Regions from separate parts of the Homo sapiens genome. Here region 2 is linked to region 1. Evidence: chromatin loops called from intact Hi-C (ENCODE). Cell type or tissue: Calu3. All regions are shown on one strand.

The links. Hi-C counts contacts between places; a loop is a spot of excess contacts. Peaks named below come from ENCODE experiments on the same cell type or tissue, not always from the same donor. Only the 100,000 strongest peaks of a DNase experiment are listed, where the experiment ranks them.
Region 2: it touches region 1 in a loop (5-fold over the local background); 21 of 110 quality-filtered maps call a loop at or near these places.

The regions. Positions count from the first base shown.
Region 1 is chr3:179,314,799-179,317,298 of GRCh38, forward strand. No RefSeq gene overlaps it. Among named protein-coding and RNA genes, the nearest start is that of ZNF639, 7.0 kb to the right of the region's middle. In Calu3, a CTCF peak has its summit at 1,379; a DNase peak (open chromatin) is centred at 1,383.
Region 2 is chr3:178,438,354-178,440,853 of GRCh38, forward strand. All of the region lies in intron 1 of LINC01014 (long intergenic non-protein coding RNA 1014), which reads left to right. Among named protein-coding and RNA genes, the nearest start is that of LINC01014, 20 kb to the left of the region's middle. In Calu3, no CTCF peak of the experiment used is centred here; a DNase peak (open chromatin) is centred at 1,368.

The DNA of each region.
Region 1 (2,500 bases):
AGAGAGATAAACCAGTAGAAGTATAGCCAATTTTTTATAATTATTGAAAACTGGGTGCTGAACACAGAAGTTTCATTTATTATTCTCCCTATTCTTCTGTGTGTTTGAAAAAGCTTATAAAAGCCATAAAAATACCCAAAAGGCATGCAGATTAAAAACGGAAAACATTCATTTAGCGGGATTATGGTCCAAACTACCCTTTGGATATACTAAACCTCATCATTTTTATGAGCAAATCAATTATACATAATCCATTTTAAAATTCTTAAATAAAGAGATTTTACATCCATGAAGAGCAGAAAAACTAAGGCCGGTATTCACTATCATGATGGTCCTCTTTAAAGCTTTTCTTTTTCTTTTTCTTTTCTTTTTTTTTCTTTTATTTTCTTTTTGTTTTTCTTCTTTTCTGAAACAGAGTCTTACTCTGTTGTCCAGGCTGGAGTGCAGTGGTGCGATCTCTGCTCACTGCAACCTCTGCCTCCTGGGTTCCAGCTATTCTCATGCTTCAGCCTCCAGAGTAGCTGGGACTACAGGCGCCCACCACGCCTGGCTAATTTTTGTATTTTTAGTAGAGATGGAGTTATACCATGTTGGCCAGGCTGGTTTCAAACTCCTGGCCTCAAGTAATCCACCCGCCCCGGCCTCCCAAACTTCTGGGATTATAGGCGTGAGCCACCACATATGGCCCTCGTTTTTCTTTTCTTAATGGCTTAAAAATACCTGAAAACCTTGTAGCTTTAAGGGTGACTAAGTAAAGCTCATTTTAATGCTAGCTTTGTCCTTAAGATTCCACATCAATTTTCCGATTCGAAAATAAAGATTTTAAACTTCAAAACATAATTTTGGAAGGAATTAAAAATGAGAAAAAATGCCTACTAAGTAAGCCTTTTGCTATTAGGCAAACACACAGAATAAACTAAACATTGTATGAAGATTTACACTGTGCTAAGGATTTCATGCACTCCTTCCTTTTGTCCTTCATTCATACAATGCATACTTATTAGGAAATTACTGTGGGACAGTACCTTGCTAGTTTTTTATTAGACACACAAATTTTCTACCTTCACAGAGCATACAGTCTACCAGAAAAGACACCACAGAGTCTTGTTCACCTACCCTGACCCACCTCACCCCCACCTTGCCCCAGCAAGGAGATTGTTTTGTGTGTGTGTGTGTGTGTGTGTGTGTGTGTGTGTGTGTGTGTGATTAGCAATTATTACAAATAAGTACACCTTTGAGGTTGTTTTAAACTCTCATTAGCAATAACAGGAAAAACAAAGTGGCTAAGTTGGGCTACTCAAAGTTTGGACTAGATAAACTCTGGATATGCTTGATCATCAAAAGCAGCTCCGTTGGTTACCATTTAGTATGTGGCACCACTTGGTGTAAGACTTGAGAACTGCAACATGAAAATTACAGTTCTAACAGATTTACAAAGATTTTCAATGTGTCCTTACAAGACTGTCAGAAAAGAAAGTAAAACAGCCCGCTCCACAGTGGCTTAGAAGACAGTCATGAAAGAAAGTGAAAACAGCCACAATGGCCACCACAGTTATCTTGAAAATAGTAGGCTTTAATAAATGCTTCTTAAATGAATCCAAATGAAATCCAAAGGCACATTACTGAACTATAGATTTTTAATAGATTCTGTTCTTTAGACTCAGACTGTGGCTGAAGAAATGCATAAATTTAGCCCTTGTAACTATCAGGATAGGCTAGTGATTCTGAAATAACAAACAATCCCCAAAGCTTAACAGTTTAACACAATAATGATTTGTGAAGGGGTGGGTTGCCCCTCCACACCTGTGGGCATTTCTCTTTAGGTGGAACGAGAGACTTGGAAAAGAAACAGACACAGAGACAAAGTATAGAGAAAGAAAAAAGGGGGCCCAGGGAACCGGCGTTCAGCATACGGAGGATCCACGCCCGCCTCTGAGTTCCCTTAGTATTTATTGATCATTATTGGGTGTTTCTCGGAGAGGGGGATGTGGCAGGATCATAGGATAATAGTGAAGAGAAGGTCAGCAGGTAAACATGTGAACGAAGGTCTCTGCATCATAAACAAGGTAAAGAATTAAATTTGTTTTTTGTTTTTATGTGTGGGTTTTTTTTTTCCAAGTCTCGCTCTGTCACCCAGGCTGGAGTGCAGTGGTGTGATCTCGGCTCACTGCAGCCTGTGCCTCCCTGGTTCAAGTGATTCTCCTGCCTCAGCCTCCCAAGTACTTGGGATTACAGGTGTGCGCCACCATGCCCAGCTACTTCTTTGTATTTTTATATTAGGGACAGGTTTTCACCATGTTAGCCAGGATGCTCTCAAACTCTTAGCCTCAAGTGATTCACCCACCTCGGCCTCCCAAAGTGCTGAGATTATAGGCGTGAGCCACCACGCCCAGCCTAAATCTGTTTCTTCATATGCTATGGGTCCTGATGACTCCATTCAGTGGAAGGGAGGGCTAGAGAATTGAGCACTGGACATGAAATGCCTCTACCTCGAAGTGAC
Region 2 (2,500 bases), 880 kb before region 1:
TTTATTGAACACCTGGGGGAGGTGAAAGGTGAAGGTGTGTTACGATAAACATCTGCAATTCATGTGGGATGTTATGGCACCCCTTTATGCAAAACTTTAAATAAATGGTCTGTTCCAGGAACCTGCTTCAAGTTGCTGAGACAAGAATGACAGCCAGGCTGGGCGCGGTGGCTCATGCCTGTAATCCCAGCACTTTGAGAGGCTGAGGCAGGCAGACTATGATGTCAGGAGTTTGAGACCAGTCTGGCCAATATGGCGAAACCCCGTCTCTACTAAAAATACAGAAATTAGCCGGGCATGGTGGCGCACGCTTGTCGTCCCAGCTACTCAGGAGGTTGAGGCAGAAGAATCACTTAAACCCGGGAGGCGGAGGTTGCACTGAGCTGAGATCGCGGCACCGCACTCCAGCCTGGGTGACAGAGTGAGACTCCCCCCCTCCGCCCGCAAAAAAAAAAGAATGACATCCAACAGTTCCTCCTGCCATGCCTACAAAAATCATTACAGCTCAAATAAACATATGGGTCAGCTCATTTAGCAGACATGTATTAATTTCCTACTATGTGCCAGGCTTTAAAGAATGGGCTTATATGTGAGAAAAAAGGGGCAAGGAAATATCATCATGTGCCATGATCCAGTGGACTAGGAATGATGGTACTATCCAGGACAGAACCTTGAAATGGAGAGAGACGTGTGTGCGTGTGTGCGCGTGTGGGCGCGTGTGTGTGTGCGTGTGTGTGTATGGGGTTGGTGAAGAGAGGTTGGATACAACATCAGGAAGCCAGGCTGGGGGATCTGATTAGAAAACTTCTGCAGTCTCCAGTCTTGGACTTACTATCATTGCCTTGCCTCTAGCCACAATTAAAGAAAAGTAATTCATTTCCATCTGCCTGGTTTTAAGTAACTGGAAAGTCTTTCTGCTTTAATTCGTATGCATTTTCCATATTTTTTTCTCTCTGACATTAATTTGCACAGGGCTTAGAAAAAGGTACTTCATTAACTATTAACCATGGTACTTAAGAAGTTGGGGACTTTCAAATCATTAATCATATTAAAAATATATAAATCCACCTCTCTTCACATTTGGCCCACAGAGGTTCACGTTATGAAAAGAGTTTTAGTGATTTATTTGGTCTTGAACCACAAGGTTCTGTTTTTCTTAAATCCCTATAAACAGTCTACATTTTGGACACTGAACAAGTAAATGTATGTTGCATTTTCTCACTGAATCCACAGGGTTATTAAAATGTATACTTATTCCCCAAATAATCCAAGCTCAAGCACTTGAATAAGAATACCTCAAGGCTTTCCTCTTTCATTTGCTTTGTGGACAGCAACTGCAAGGCAGGGATGAGTCAGCACGTGTGTCCAGCTAGCAGGAATAGGCAGTAGCCCTGGTTTATGCTAAGCCATAGGGGAATTTTGCAGTCATTTTGTGCTTCACTGTCCAGGTTTTTCAACATCAGTGGAACCTTTTGTGTTTCACCCACTGTATGGAAAAATCCACGACTGTCCTAAGAAACCTGAGAACAAACACCCATCTGCCTATCCTTCCAACACAGGCTATTAACCACAGTAGCATGTACCCCGTTCTGGGCTGATACTTAACATTTTGGGTTTTCATCCTTACAAATTTACATAAAAATATGTGTGATTATCTCAATTTGACAGAGGAAAAGAAAACACAAGGTCAATCAGCTAGCCAATGGCAAGGGGAATCTAACAGATCTGTCAAAAGCCAAAGTCAGTTTTGTGTTCACTAAGATGTACTATTTCCTTACTCCATATAAAATGTAATAAAAAACAAATGAAAAAAAAGCAGACTTGGAAGGAAAAGGCGATGACTGTGGCAAATGGGCAATATTAGGTTCGAGTGTGGAGCGGGGTGGAGCTCAGAGCAAAGTCAGCCAGCCAGGCCTACTGATTATGTAAATATTAAATGTGTTTATACCAGTGTTCATTAATCTCCATTTGCACCTGACGGGAGGTAATTCTCCATGGCATTTCTGTGAGTCTTGTGACAGCTTTTGTTTAGAATGATCTTTATAGCAAACAGCCTTGGAAAGTAGATATTGTGTCTAGTGTACCTCTCTAGGATAGAGAGAGGGAAGATTTGTTTCCTGACCAGGACAATATAGATAACTTCTTCCCCAAGGGACAAAGATTTGGCATGTTTTCTAGCATCCCTCTTGAGTGGCTTCCTAAGTTCAGTGTTCCCCAGCTGTGACACAACTCACAGTGTGTACAGTATCCACCAGGACCTGGCTTCGCATGGGCCCCAGGGAAACTGGAGGGTAAGGGGAGCTGAAGCCAACAAGAAGCTCATGCTGCCTATTGTCCCAGGAGCAATCAACTGAGTAAAGCGATGTGTGTTCATTGTCTCCTTACCAGTCAAACCTATAGAATTCTGCAGAGCTGACCTAAAACCTTCCTGATGCTGCTTAGGGACTGCTTGACAGCATAATCAGCTCCTGCATCCCCATCCCTTCTCCACACTTCTTTG